2 separate regions of the Homo sapiens genome follow, and region 2 is linked to region 1. Evidence: read pairs that join two places in POLR2A ChIA-PET (ENCODE). Cell type or tissue: PC-9. All regions are shown on one strand.

Region 1 (8,000 bases):
CACTAATAGCTCAATATAAAATGGACTAAGTAATGAACAACCAGTTAATAAAAGAAATATGAACCTTCATATTAATATAGTTCATGTAAATTAAATGAGGTGATATTTTGCCGATACAAATTGGCAACTTTTTTTTTTTTTTGAGACGGAGTCTCACTCTGTCACCCAGGCTGGAGTCCAGTGGCGCTATCTCGGCTCACTGCAAGCTCCGTCTCCCAGGTTCATGCCATTCTCCTGCCTCAGCCTCCCCAGCAGCTGGGACTACAGGCACACGCTGCCACACCTGGCTAATTTTTTGTATTTTTAGTAGAGATGGGGTTTCACCGTGTTAGCCAGGATGGTCTCAATCTCTTGACCTTGTGATCCACACACCTCGGCCTCCCAAAGTGCTGGGATTACAGGCGTAAGCCACTGCGCCCGGCCCTGCAAATTGGCAACTTTTTTTTTTTTTTTTTTGAGACAGAATCTCACTCTATTGCCCAAGCTGGAGTGCAATGGCACAATTTTGGCTTACTGCAACCTCCACCTCCCAGGTTTAAGTGATTCTCCTGCCTCAGCCTCCCAAGTAGCTGGGATTACAGGCATGTGCCACCACACCTGGCTAATTTTGTATTTTTAGTAGAGATGGGGTTTCACCATGCTTGTCAGGCTGGTCTTTAACTCCTGACCTCAGGCGATCCACCCACCTCAGCCTCCCAAAGTGCTGGGATTACAGGCATGAGCCACCACGTTTGGCCAGAATTGGCAACTTTTAAAATTATAAAGTTCAATGCTAATAAGGGTAGAGTTAGGCAGACATTCTTATATACTATTGGTAAAAGCATACATTTGTATAACCTTTCTAGAAGCAATTTTGTAATGTGTAGCAAAATCCTTAAAATATTCATATCCTTTATTTTAGTAATTCCCTTCTTGGAATTTATTCTAAGAAAATAATTAGATATGTGGTCAAAGATTTATGCATAAGGATCATCATTTCAGTATTATTTATAGCAGAGAAAATCTGAGAACAACCTAATGTTCCACAACAATAAAATGGTTAAATAAGTTATAGTATAATCATATGATAAAATATTGTTCAGCCATTTAAAAACATATATTTGAAGAATATTTCAGCAGAGATCCTAAAATAATGTTAAGTAAAACTATGCATGGGAAAAAAAAAAGGAATTACACACACACACACACACAAACACACACACACACATATTTTTAGACAGAGTCTCGCTATGTCACCCAGGATGGAGTGCTGCAGTGGCACGATCCTGGCTCACTGCAGCCTCCACCTCCCAGGTTCCAGTGATTCTCCTGCCTCAGCCACTCGAGTAGCTGGAACTACAGGCAAGTGCCACCACACCCAGTTACTTTTTGTATTTTCTAGTAGAGATGGAGTCTCACTATGTTGTCCAGGCTGGTCTCGAACTCCTGGCCTCAAGTAATCCACCTGCCTGGGCCTCCCAAAGTGCTGGGATTACAGGCGTGAGCCACCATGCCTGGCCAGATATTTATTTATATTTTAAAAAGGAGATTTATTTGAAAAACATAAAAGCACGACAGAACACTTCATAGGCCACTTTACACAATAAAATAAGCAACAATAGGCTGGTAATAGTGCTATAATCCCAGCATTTTGGGAGGCCAAGGTGGGCGGATTGCCTGAGCTCAGGAGTTCGAGATCAGCCTTGGCAATATGGCAAAACCCCATCTCTACTAAAAATACAAAAAAAATTAGCAGGGCATGGTGGTGGGCGCCTCTACTCCCAGCTATTTGGGAGGCTGAGGCAGGAGAATCGCTTGAACCAGGGAGGTGGAGGTTGCAGTAAGCCAAGATCGTGCCACTGCACTCCAGCCTGGGTGACAGAGTGAGACTCTTATCTCAAAAAAAAAAAAATTAAAATTAAATAATAAAAAATAAGCAACAACATACTTTTTTTGTGAGTATAAACGTTTAGGTATACTAACAAAAGTTGCATGAGTATAGCATTTATGATCAGACGAACCATATTCATAAAGAAATAGGTCAAAGAGGGAAATGTATAAACACATTTCACTATAGTTGGTAATTGTGTGCCATCAGCTTTATAATTGTGGTTATCTGAAATACCATGATGAACAACCTAAGTCTTTTGACAAGATGGAGCAAAAACTACAATGGGTTACCACTGTGGGTCACCACCACATATGCAGTCACCCAAAGAGCAGAGATCTCAAGAAATTTTGTCTTTCACAAATGCAGATGTACAAAAAGGACATCTCGTCATTTACTGAGGAAGTTTCAACATTTTTACGTAGATGCGCAATGCTGATACACAAAATCAACATTGTGATAATGCACTTTCATGGAGTCAAATCTGCAAAAAAAAAAAAAAAAGCATAAAAAGAATTACAACTCTCTTAAAAGTCTCTACACAATTTATACCTCCAGTATTGGAAATGATGCAAAGATGAAATACGTAGCACAGCAAATTATAGCAAATAATGCTGACAATTTAAAATAGTGAAAGAACTGGTCACGCACAGTGGCTCACTCCTGTAATCCCAGCACTTTGGGAGTCTAGGTGGGCAGATCATGAGGTCAGGAGTTCAAGACCAGCCTGACCAACGTGGTAAAACCCTGTCTCTACTAAAAATACAAAATTAGCCAGGCATGGTGGTGCACTCCTGTAATCCCAGCTATTTGGGAAGCTGAGGCAGGAGAATCATTTGAACCCAGGAGGCAGAGGTTGCAGTGAGCCGAGATTGCGCCATTGCACTCCAGCCTGGGTGACAGGGTGAGACTCCGTCTTAAATAAATAATAAAATAAAATAAAATAATGAAAGAAAACTAACCTGTGATTGTGATCTTGGAGATTTTGGACATTAGAGATTTACGTTTAGGGATTTTGATCTTTTGGGATGTCAACATTTAGAATTATGGCATTCAGGATTGTGTCTTTCAGAATTATGATCCAAACCCTTTTAAAACACAGGTGTGACTGGGCTGCTCTTTGTAGATTCCTCCCTTGCTTCCTGTAATCCTCAAGGTAAATCCGGGGTCCTCCAGAAGTTTCACTAAGTGCTTCACAATCCAGCCCAAACTATTTCTTCTGTCCCATTTCTCATGCAGCTCATCTTCCCCTAAACTTTGTCTGCTTTTCCATGATTCCATGGCTTTGCAGGTCTTGTCCTTTCTACCTGTTGTCCTGTTATTTCCCTTTTCCATCTAGGAAGATTATTTATTCAAAACTCAGCTCCAGTATCATCTCCCTGGTGGACTCACTCCGTTCCAAGCATTTAGTTGCTCTCTCTGATGTGTGTCCAAAGCTCTTTGCCAGTTAACCCCATTAGACTGTAAGAGCACAGAGGCCAAAGTCTTTTCCTTATTTTTGCTTATTTTCTCAGCAGCTAGCACAATGCCTGGCAGGTAGTGGGTGTTTGAGGAATATCAGATCAGTTATTAAATTGAAGATTTCTGACTTTTCCCTTCCCCTGTGATGAGAGAGAACAGGAGAAAGACAGCCCCCAAAGCCATGACACTTTGGGGTCAGAAGAGCCCTTCAAGATGATCTGGTCTCTTCTTCCATGTTTGAATTCCCTCCATTAGGACCAATTATCATCCAATCACTGCTTGAATACCTCTTATGAGGGGGAGCTCATTATTCTTCAAAGCAGTACTCTGATTGTTAGAAAATACTTTCTTAAAATGAGCCTAAACTAGCTTTAACTTTCACCAACTGTTCTTGGTTTGGCTCATAGGGGACATACAAGAATCAGCTTCCTCTGCCTGTGTCACCCCTCTCTAAGCCTCCTCTTTCTGCCCCCCTTTTTTCTAAGGTGCTGAGTCTCACTCCCCCTTCTACTGTACTGCTTTATCCCTCTAAAGTCAGTGCAGATGACCTCTCTCTCAATTAATACTCTACTGCTGATGATTCATAATGATGTTTTACATATGTACGCTCTTTATGGTTTACAACGGGCCTTCACATACATTTATTATTATTTTGAGCTCACAAAGAATGGTGCCCAGACCTGCCCTGTCCAAGGTGGCCAAACCAGGACACAGCAGGGTGAGCCTGTCACCACTTTATGAATGCGGCTGGAAGTCACATTAGCTGCTGACTCATACTGACCTTATCAACTAAAACCCCTACCTTGTCTCATTGCTGAGTCATGTCTCTTTCATCCTGTCCTTATGCTGTTTTTTTAGATAGAAATTCAGACTCTTACATTTATTGTTATCCTTACTTCTACTATTTATTGAGTCCCCACTATATACCAGAGGTGGACACTTCAGACATATGTGTATTTTGGCATCTTTTATCACGTGGTTTATTCCTTATTAAAACTGTGGGTGAGCATTATGAGCTCATTTTGCAGGTGGGAAAGCTGAAGTTAAGAAAGGGAAGCAACTTTTGCAAAGTTGAATAGCTTATAAGAGGCCGAATTGTTTTATGACTTCAAAGCCTTGCTTTGTTCTGTTTTGTTTGAATTATAACAGTGTGCCTTTCAAAGGGGAAGGAGGAGCAGAACAGTAGGACTTGAGTGCTTGTTGTATGACTGATGCAGTGATAGGAGCATTGCCTTCATTATCTCCGTTAAGCCCCACAGCAATCTTATGAAAAACACCAGTCATCTATTTGCTATCCACCTGTGTCTCCTGCAAATGGGAACAGCTCAAAGCAGAAGGGTATACTGAGGCTTTCTGCTGAATGGTCCTGCCCCTGAAGACCTTCTTGTCACAGCAGGGGAGGAAGAGGGGAGCTCCAGCTCCCTAGGGGAAGTCGGTGCAGCTGCGTTGCTCTGTAGGATTGAGCCACTGAGTCCCTGGACCTGGTCAGTCCCTGCTTGCACCTTTAAAGACCAGACTAAAAGGAAGGAGGAAATAGATGGCAATAAAATGGTGGACTTCCAATGTCACAGACATGAGGGTTTGCCCCCTCTCTTTGGTCTTGGAAAGAACTGCCCAGCTTTGAGTCCTAAAGGGGAGAGTAAACGAAAGTCTGCTGAAGGCTCTAGGTCAGCATACTGGTGTGAGTTTAAAGCTTTAAGTCCAGGCTGGGCATGGTGGCTCACGCCTGTAATCCCAGCACTTTGGGAGACCAAAGTGGGAGGGTCACTTGAGCCCAGGAGTTTGAGATCAGCCTGGGCAACATAGTGAGACCTCATCTCTAAAAAATATCAGAAAAATGAGCTGAGCATAGTGGTGCATGCCTGTAGTCCTAGCTACTTGGGAGGCTGAGGCAGGAGGATTGCTTGAGCCTAGGAGGGCTGCAGTGAGCCCTGATGGCACCACTGAACTCCAGCCTGGGCAACAGAGTGAGACCCCGTCTCAGAAAAAATAAAAGAAAAAGAAATAAAGTTTTAGTCCAGGTTGGTTCTCCCAAACTATGGAATAGATAGAAACATGTATTAAGTACTTGCTTTCGGCCAGTACTTCATACTGAGTTGCAGGGACCACAAAGAATAAGACACCTGCCCTGAAGAGGTTCAAAAGCTATTGATTGACATGAGATAGAAGTACAGGGTGCTTCCAGCACATGAAGGGTCACCTAGATCAGACAAGGGATGGACTGTCAGAAAAGGCTTCTGCAGGAGATAGCACCTGACCCAAGTTAGGAGGAGTTGGCACTGGAAAAAAGTGGATAAGCATTCTAAGTAGAGGGATCAGAATGAGCAAAAGCAGAGAGGTAAAAGAAAGCATCCATTTTTAGGGGGAATTTGACCCAAGTCAGCATTGCAAGGACATAGAGGTAGGGCCTAGGAGATGAGCCCGAAGAAGGAGGTGGGTGCCACTTCATGGAAGATCAGCTGAAGAGTCTGAACTTGATTATTTTTATTGAGACAGACTCTTGCTCTGTTGCCCAGGCTAGAGTGCAGTGGCACAATCTCAACTTACTATACCTTGGCCTCCCGGGTCCAAGTGATTCTTGTGCCTTAGCCAACTGAGTAGCTGGGATTACAGGTATGTGCCACCATGCTTGGCTAATTTTGTTTACTTTTTGTGCATGGAGGTTGGGTTTCGCTATGTTGGCCAGGCTGGTCTCGAACTCCTGCGCTCAAGCAATCCTCCCGCCTCAGCCTCCCAAAGTGTTGGGATTACAGGTGTGAGCCATTGCACCTGGCCTGAGCTTGATTTTTTTTTTACATTTCTATTATTATTATTATTTTTAATTTTATTATTATTATACTTTAAGTTTTAGGGTACATGCGCACAGTGTGCAGGTTTGTTACATATGTATACATGTGCCATGTTGGTGTGCTGCACCCGTTAACTCGTCATTTAGCATTAGGTATATCTCCTAATGCTATCCCTCCCTTCTCCCTGAACTTGATTCTTTAGTCAATTCAAATTACGATTGCATCTAAATACCAAATATCACTTCTTCACTGCTGGACTTTGACAAAGCATTGGCATTTAATCTGGTTTGGAGATGTTAATGGCCTTTCAGCCCATTGTTCTTTCCTTAGATTTGGGGATTATCAAGTATCAGAATGAGGTGGTCATTCCTTTATCATCACTGCCATCATCATCATCATGGTTGCCATCATAATAGCCGAATTATGAAACCTAGAATTGTATATGGAAGAGAAAGGTGATCCTCCAGTTCGTTAACCTCAAGTCTGTGATACATCAAAGCACACCCATTAGAAAATAGTCAAATCATTACGTCTCTAGTCATTTGTTATCTGATACGGACAGACATTTAAAGATTGGAGAGAACTAAAACAACAAAGAACATACCTGGAACAGAAATTTACTAAATGTTTTTAAGCTCTTCAAGTGGAGATGCTATTTAGAGCGGGAAAGGGGGAGCTATTGAGTTGTCCAGACTCGTTGTGACCAGGGAGCAAGTTACTGCTAATCTCCGTAGGAGGAGTAAAGCTTTCTGGCTTCATCGGGGGTAGGGGCTGGGAACTGGGGGAACAACTTCATTACATTTCCTTCTGTGTGAGGAGGGGCTTCAGGAGGCAGCTTCTTCTTTTTTTTTTTTTTTTTTTTTTTGAGACAGAGTCTCACTCGGTCACCCAGGCTGGAGTGCAGTGGCACGATTTCAGCTCACCGCAACCTCTGCCTCCCTGGGTTCAGCGATTCTCCTGTCTCACCCTCCCAAGTGGCTGGGATTATAGGCACATGTCACCATGCCCAGCTGATTTTTGTATTTTTAGTAGAAACGGGGTTTCACCATATTGGCCAGGCTGGTCTCGAACTCCTGACCTTGTGATCCGCCCACCTTGGCCTCCCAAAGTGCTGCGATTACAGGCATGAGCCACCGTGCCCGGCCAGGAGGCAGCTTCTTCTGAGAAATTTGTGAGAACTCCCACTGATGTTCCTTGCCTTGTTTACTATTAGGGTTCTTTGAGAGGAGCCCAGAGCCCAGGCCAGATGTGTTCACAATTTGAATTTAGTTTGTGAATTAGCACATCCACTATGGATCTCTAAAGGAAATGTGGCTGTTCATGTTAGTCTTTGAAGTTAATGTGTATTTCCTAATACCCACATCAGTCCTTCGATACACCAGCACAGCACAGGCAAAGTGGGACTGACCCGCCATCCTTCTGCGCAGCTCCTGGGTGACTACTGAAGCTGATGTCTACTTAGTAGAGGTCTGGGAGATTGTATGGGGCCTGGCTGGGACTTCTGGTCAGCGAGCAGACCTTTGAAGAATTGGCTTCTTCAAACCTGTGGCCCATTCCCAACAGTGAGGCTGCTGGGAGCTGGCTACGTGCTGTGGGTCCAGGCAGTTCAAGAGGCCTTCCTAGAATATATGAGAACTCTGCAAATTTTCCTTCAGCCTGGGGAGCGGTGAGAAAGGATGAAGTGTAACAGGGCCCTGAAACCTCATCCCAACTCGCTATTAAGCAAGGGTGCTCTTTTCTAATCTAATAGAGTAAAACTGAGAAAGGGGTCTTCTCTACTTCCCAATTCCAGGGCCTTCCTGCATTCGCTGGTGATGATGGAGTAGGGTGACCTTAGGAGGTGTGACTTGGGCCCTACAGGCTGTCTGGGAAAGTCAGAGCTT
Region 2 (8,000 bases), 1.3 Mb after region 1:
GTGCTGATAAAATTATTGCCTTCAGGCAAAAACTAAATTGTATAGTATTTTTATGCACCCCCCCCAACCCCCTGCTTGCTTTTTGCCTTTGCTGTTCAAAAACGAGAGTACTTAGAGTGTCATTGTTTACGGGTACTTAATTATTTTGGAGGATATATGACAACATAATGCATACTGGGAAGCATTATTATTGAGAAAGCCTTGGGACTTTTTTTATTTTGCAAATTATGACTGTCATAAATTATGGTCATCTTACAAAATGTGATTCAGCTAATTTTTAGTCTTTAAAAACAAAATCTTCAAGAACCAGGTAGATTTCAAACATTCAATTTCTTCTTGAAATTTCATTTTAAAAAGGCTGATGACATGGATAAAAATGTAACCTAATTATTTGCTTCTGTTGTTCTACATTTCCTTGTTCTTTTCTGTGGGAAGCTTGATAAAAGAAACATTTCAGTTTGTACTCTTCAGTTTTTAGTACCACTAAGATATTTTCATCAAGTCAGTAAATTAGATGGCTTTGAAGGTTAAGGAATTTATCTCACTCTTGTCCCTCTTCTTTGCCCTGACTCATGTATTCCTATTCTATGTTGCAGCTACACCAGTCTTGTACCTTTGTTTGTTTTTTTCATAGTCATTTTTTTCTGACATTCCCCCCATTCCTGAGTGGTTTTATCCTCCTTTTCTACCTATCAACCTTCTGATAATCCCCATGCAGTTAAAACCTGAGTACCTAATTTTCAAATATTATAGTCATTATGGGTAACTCCAGTATCTTTGTAGACAAGGATAATCAGTCCAGCCTCAGATCTTTAGAGTTCCTTGGCTATCTGGAGTCTGTGTTAACAATACATTCCTGTAGATGCCATGTATTCTGTAGAGGGAACTGTTTGATTCAGAAATCTTACAGTGATTTACAGTTACATCCCTTGATCACCTCTGAATTAAATTCTGGTGTTCTCTGTGTAAATCTAGATCACAAATTGGTGGTCTGGTGACTGTTTCCTGTAGATATATTTTATTTAGCCACCTTTGGAGATTTAAAGAAAAATCAACCAACATAGTCTCTATCAGTCCCCTTTTGTTTTATCCTCTGCTGCTTTATGTATTTACTGAATTTCATCTATTCTAAGGCTCACATCTTTTTACTTTATAACAGCTTTGAAATAGCGGTGTTACTCTTGATGGTGTGTTATACGTTAATTGGCCAGGCTTATTTTTGTTTTGCATTTTAAAAAATGTTTCTTACTGTTACAAAAAATAACAGTGTCTTTTGCAATTGATAGTTTTTCAGATTTGATAAAGTACAGTATATTACCTTACTGGCTTATTAAAGCATTTGAGTTTGCACCATTTGTTTCTCAATGTAAAGACCTCCACCTTTTTTTAGCTCTCTCCCTTTCCTTTTTCTAAAGTCTTGAAGATCTCTGTTCCTGTGATTCTTTTGTTTGTTTGTTTGTTTGTTTGTTTTTGAGACAGAGTTTTGCTCTTGTCACCCAGGCTGGAGTGCAATGGTGCAATCTTGGCTCACTGCAACCTCCGCCTCCTGGGTTCAAGCGATTCTCCAGCCTCAGCCTCCTGAGTAGTTGGGATCACAGGTTCCTGCCACCATGCCTGGCTAATTTTTGTAGTTTTAGTAGAGACAGGCTTTTGCCATGTTGGCCAGGCTAGTCTCGAATTCCTGACCTGAGGTGATCTGCCCACCTTGGCCTCCCAAAGTGCTGGGATTACAGGCATGAGCTACTGCGCCCAGCTTTTGATTCTTTGTATACCTGTTTGACATGCCTTTCTGTATCATCTGATATTGTTTTATTTTTTCTCAATTTATTTGAGGTATATAACATTTGTGAATTTTTTATTGTATAACCACATTCACATTTTGTTGGTAAACCCAACTCAGGAATAATGTATGATTCAGTTTTTTAAAATGCTCATGTATATAATGTAAGTTTCCTACTTTTCATCTTGAGGTAGTTTTGGTAAGGTATATGTTTTTAAGAGTTTGTCCATTTTGTTTATTTTGTTATTTATTGAGATCAATTTGTTTATATATATATATATATAAAATTTTTGTTCTTTTAAACCTTTGCTGATTTGTTCTTCTGTTTCTCTTTGTATTTCTAATATTGGGTATTAAGACTCTTTTTTTTCATTATCAAGTATCAGTGGAATGCCGAGTACAGTGGCTCATGCCTATAATCCCAGCACTTTGAGAGTGCCAGGTGGGTGAATCACTTGAGCCCAGGAGCTGGAGACCAGCTTGGGCAACATGGTGAGATGTCTGTACAAATTAAAAAAAAAAAAAATTTAAGTAGCCAGGCGTGGCGGTGCACACCTGTAGTTCCAGCTATTTGGGAAGCTAAAGTGGGAGGATCGTTTGAGCCTAGGAGGTCGATGCTGCCGTGAGCCATGATTGTGCCCCTGTACTCCAGCCTGGGTGACAGCAAGACCGTGTCTCAAAAAAAATTAAAATAACAACAACAAAAATTCATGGAAGATTTTTTTTGTTGTTGTTAGTTTTTCCAGAAACCAACTATCCCTTTATTTCAGCCTTTTCATATCAGTTTGCTTTTGGTATATCTCTTGCAAATGGCATACAGTAGGTTTTCTTTAAAAAAAAAAAAAAAAAGTCCTGTTTGTAATGAAAAGTTTGTCTGTGTACATTTATTATGATTAATGATATATTTGGACTTGTTTGTGCCATATTATTTTTTGTATTCCATATCCTACATCTCTATGCCTTACTGTCCCCTTTTTTTTTTACCCTTTAAAAATATTGGTAGAGTTTTTTTTCTTATTTTCTTTTTCTATTTCTACTGGTGTGTTAGAACAAATTCAAACTTTAACCCCCTCCTGAACACTACAAGCACTCCATGTCTCTTATTACCTCCCCCAAACTTATTTGGCCATGTAATCAAACTGAACTGAAACAGGCCAGTTTAAAAAACAACAACAAAACCATGAAATTCACTGTAACCAGAGGTGACCCAGTTTACCTGAGCTAGCATGATAAGAAAGTTCTGTTTTAACTCTATAAGGAGAGTCACTTTGTAATGAATAATCTGCTTTTTGTTCCCTGTTTGTGCTTTCTTAACCCATTTTCTGCTTAGAAAGCCAGCCCCCTCTGCTTAGCTCAGCAGAACACGCATTCTATTTTTAAGAATGAGATGTTACAGAATTGCAAACAAAAGTCAGTTTGATCTTTAAACTGAAAGTCAGTTTGATCTTTAAACTAAATCTGTTGTAATTTTGTCCTTTGACAATGGTATTGTCATCAGCAGTGGATTCTGAGTAGGCCCTAGAATGTTCACCACTCCTACCCTAAGCCCAAGCAGTGTTATTTATGTTAGTTACATTATGTGGGTTTAATTATGAGTTATATCAAGAGACATATAATATTTTAGTGGCAGAGAATACCTTTTTTTCATCATTGATTTGTTTGTTTTTCTTGAGTTCTCACTATGTTACCTAGGCTGGTCTCAAACTCTGGGCTCAAGTGATCCTCCCACCGTGGCCTCCCAAAGTGTTGGGATTACAGGCGTGAGCCACAGCACCTTGCCTCGTTGATTTTAAATGTTAGTTGAAAAGTTATTGTCTCCAAAACCCAATTCTCTATCCACTTCCAATGGAGTGGATTATTGGGTTATGTTTCTTAGAGTCTGTTAATTTCCTTCTCTGGAAAGAGTGCTGCTACTGCAGTAGGGATCAATATACGTATAGTGTGAGAATTCAATAGCAAATGAGCCAGGCTGAGTCCCAGGGAGGGAGTTGCCTCAGGCATAGACAGCTTTGACCCATAGTCATCTCCACGCTGGTGACTGTTGACATAAAGGACAAGGACCAGCCTTGTGACTCCTGGCTTGCATATTTACTTGTGGGGGTAGCGGTTACTGCCTTTGGACACTTGGCCTTTGTCTTTTCTTTGGAAATATTTTATGGCTTTAGTCATTGTGAATAATGAGTAGTGCATATAGGCAGTGAATCCTCATCTGTGGGAATAGCACCATTTCGTGGTTTTTTTTTTTTTTTGAGACGGAGTTTTGCTCTTGCTTCCCAGGCTGGAGTGCAATGGGGCAATCTCGGCTCACCGCAACCTCCACTTGCTGGGTTCAAGAGATTCTCCTGCCTCAGCCTCCTGAGTAGCTGTGATTACAGGCATGCGCTACCACGCCCTGCTAATTTTCTTATTTTTAGAAGAGACGGGGTTTCTCCATGTTGGTCAGGCTGGTCTCAAACTCCCGACCTCAGGTGGTCCACCAGCCTCGGCCTCCCAAAGTGCTTGGATTACAGGCGTGAGCCACCACGCCTGGCCATGAATAGCACCATTTCATGTTTTATTTAATACCTTTAGAAGTTTGCTTTGTGGACAATGAAAGAGAGTGACTGGTTATTTCTCTAGGATTTAGTATGTATAACTTTCTTTGTAACTTCAGAATATAGTTTAATATCTTTTATTTTGTTCAATATAGTCAAACATTACTTAAAGTTCTTTGGGAAATATCATCATTGGCAGAAAGTATCAAAGTGTATCAATTTGAGGGTCCAAATGGTAATAAAATTTTGGAGACTGTTAAAACAATATACCTTGAATATTTGGGGTGGAGTGATAGGGATGGAGTATTGGGGGTGGGGTTAGTTTTTAGAGAATAGCATCTTATCACTTAGCTTTAGAGCTTCGCTACTGGTGGGTTAGATTAGAAAAATGCAGTTTCTTCTTCCTATTTTTTTTTTTTTCTCTTTTTTGAGACAGGGTCTTGCTCTGTCACCCAGGCTGGAGTCCAGTAGCATGATCTTGGCTCACTGCAACCTTCACCTCTGGTCTCAAGCGATCCTCCCACCTCGGTCCCCTGAATAGTTGGGACTACAGGCGTGCACCACCACTCCTGGCTAATTTTTTTTGAGCTTTATTATTAGAGACGAGGTCTCACTGTGTTGCTCAGGCTGGTCTTGAACTCCTGAGCTCAAGGGATCCTCCTGCCTCAGCCTCCCAAAGTGCTGGGATTACAGGTGTGAGCCACCACACCTGGTCAATTTCTTATTATTAATCCAAAGTGTCTTACTTTAAACTTTTAAGTTTATTTTAAAAATTCAAGCCTAGGAATAACTTTTGTGAGAAAGGCAGAGTAGGTATTTTTATCTCAGGTGAACAGGTAAGAATAATGAGGTTTAGAAAGGTTTAATGACTGACCAAGATTTTATAAGGAAGTAAGTAGCAGAATTGCATTCACATATTTTTCTGAGTCCTAGTTTCTTTATACCATGTAGAAATATCCTGTTAATATCATCAAGCTGTTCATCAAACTCAAATGAGAATAACACATTATTTATAGAATAAAGGTTTTTGTTTGTTTGTTTTTGTTTTTTCTTCTTGAGACAGAATCTCTCTCTGTTGCCCAGGCTGGAGTGCAGTGGTGTGATCTTGGCTTACTGCAGCCTCTGCCTCCCAAGCTCAAGTGATCTTCCCACCTCAGCCCCCTGAGTAGCTGGGACTGCTGGCACATGCCAATATGCCCAGCTATTTTTTGTAGTTTTTGTAGAGATGGGGTTTCACCATGTTGCCCAGTCTGGTCTCGAACTCCTGAGCTCAAGCAATCCTCTCGCCTCGGCATCCCAAAGTGCTGGGATTACAGGTGTGAGCCACTGTGACTGGTCTAAAGTATTTTCATGTACGTTACTTTATTTGACTTTTACAACTGCTGTATCTAAGCCTTTGAGGTAGATGGAATCCCAGGTCACACAGTTACATGTTTTTGAGCCACGACAGAAGCCTAGTTTTCCAAACTTTAAATTTTGTGTTCTTGACCAGGCATGGTGGCTCACGCCTATAATCCCAGCGCTTTGGGAGGCGGAGGCAAGTGGATCACGAGGTCAGGAGATAATGTTCCTTTTAAGACTAGATAGTAAATGATATTAACATAGATTTTCTTCCTCGGTAATATTTTTCTCTTCTTAAAGCATTCCGACTCTCCATGGAGTAACTACCAGCCAGGAGACTGTCAGTAAATAATATGTGATAATAGAGCATATTCTTCCCCTAGTAAAGCTTCTTGCTGAAATTATTGCAATTGATAGTTTTCATCAATGCAACTCCAAACTGGTAGGCAGGACCCTATTGTCTTATAATTGCCTTATAATGATGATAACAATAATAGTATGAACCATTTACTTACTTGATGGATTCATAGATTTATTCATCCAGTATTCATTTGTTGCCTACTAGGCTAGGTATTCTGCTGGGTGCCAGGAATGTCCTTGAGAGCAAGACTAATTCCTACTCTCCTGGAGCTAACAGTCAAAGAAAACAGATAATTTAGCAAATAATTATAGTAACCAGTGAAGTAGGTATGATTGAGGAATTAAAGGAATATTTGGATAATATATGGAAGGAGGCTGGGGAAACTGTAGAAAAACTTGCCAGAGGAAACGAAGTTTAAGCTGAAGTCCAGGAATGTATAAAAAGAGATAAAGAAAAGTAATCCAGACCAGGAGAACAGTAAGTGTGAAGACCTGAAGGTGAAAGAAAGCATGGCAAGTCTGAGTCCAAAACTCCAATAAGACTGGAGAATTATGCAAATGATACTGAGGAGGGAGGCAGTCAGAGCCAAGTAGTGCCCTGTAGACTACAGAAAGGATTTTAGACTTTATCCATTGCAGAATTATAAGAGAGAAAGGACACATTTAAAAAAGTTATTTTTGGCCGGGCACGGTGGCTCACGCCTGTAATCCCAGCACTTTGGGCGACCGAGGTAGGTGGATCACCTGGGGTCAGGAGTTCGAGACCAGCCTTACCAACATGGGGAAACCCTGTCTCTACTAAAAATACAAAAATTAGCCGGACGTGGTGGCGCATGCCTGTAATCCCAGCTACTTGGGAGGCTGAGGCAGGAGAATCGCTTGAACCTGGGAGACGGAGGTTGCAGTGAGCCAAGATCGCGCCACTGCACTCCAGCCTGGGTGACAGAACGAGACTTCATCTCAAAAAAATAAAAAGTTATTTTTGACTTCAGTATTTATTTCATTATACCCACAGTTATCACTCAGAAAACAGGTACTATATATGATATTTACATTGATATAACATTAATCAAGGGGGACAAAACTGAATGAAAGGGAGACCAATTAGGAGGATGTTATAGGATGATGGTGGCTTGTGCCCGGGGAAGTAGAAGTGAATTGACAGATTAAAGATAGATATTTTGGAAGTAGAATTGGCCGAGCTTGATGAATAATGGATGTAGAGAGTGAGAGAAAGTGAAAAATGAAGAATGACCCTGGGTTTGGTGGTACCATCATCAAAATAGAGAACAGAGAAGGAGCGAGACTGAGTAGAAAGATCAGCTGAGTTTTAGACATATTAAGGACAAGGTAGTTGTATGTACAACTATAGAGGTCAGCAAAAAGATCTGGGATAGAGATACAAATTTGAGATTGTAAAATATATAGAGAAAGGAGAGTGTACAAGCAGAACTAAAAGGACAGTCCCCATTTAAGGGTCTAAGGTGATGAAGGATGAGCCTGCAAAGATGTTTAAATGGTGTGTTTGCGGGGATAAGAGGAAAAACAAGAGAATGTGGCTTCATGGCAAGAAAAGTCTTCCAGGACAGAAGAGTGAATGATACTATCAGGTGCTGTTGAGCAGTGGAGCCAAAAAAGATAGGTGGACTAAAAATGCAGTGAAGCTTCATTACCCTGGCGTTATACATTACATTGGCAGTGTGCCAAGAATGGTTTAAATGGGCTGGTAAGGTCTAGGGATATTTATAGAGTGTTGAAGAATGAGTAGGAAGTGAGAAATTAGAGACATTGGATGTAGATAACTCATTCAAGAAGTGTGGTTGTGAAGGGAAATAAAATTGATAAGGCAGTATTTGAAGAGGGATGTGTAGTTATTAAGGGAATTTATTTCCTTATCTGAAGCTGGAATAGACTTGAATGTGTTCAGAATGCTAATCAGGAAGATCATTAAGAACATGAAGAGTCAAGAGATAATGAGTAGATCA

The links. ChIA-PET counts read pairs that join two places held together with the same protein. Peaks named below come from ENCODE experiments on the same cell type or tissue, not always from the same donor. Only the 100,000 strongest peaks of a DNase experiment are listed, where the experiment ranks them.
Region 2: POLR2A ChIA-PET joins it to region 1 with 5 read pairs; 1 of 35 experiments calls an interaction of 5 or more read pairs at or near these places.

What each region holds. Positions count from the first base shown.
Region 1 is chr1:44,528,177-44,536,176 of GRCh38, forward strand. All of the region lies in intron 2 of RNF220 (ring finger protein 220), which reads left to right. Among named protein-coding and RNA genes, the nearest start is that of MIR5584, 13 kb to the right of the region's middle. In PC-9, no CTCF peak of the experiment used is centred here; a DNase peak (open chromatin) is centred at 4,075; H3K27ac peaks cover 2,143 bases.
Region 2 is chr1:45,868,469-45,876,468 of GRCh38, forward strand. All of the region lies in intron 3 of MAST2 (microtubule associated serine/threonine kinase 2), which reads left to right. It overlaps LOC105378694 (a long non-coding RNA gene), which reads right to left. Exons shown (of 5, transcript XR_001738038.2): 4 at 6,171-6,285. Among named protein-coding and RNA genes, the nearest start is that of MAST2, 69 kb to the left of the region's middle. In PC-9, no CTCF peak of the experiment used is centred here; DNase peaks (open chromatin) are centred at 2,233 and 3,883; H3K27ac peaks cover 3,876 bases.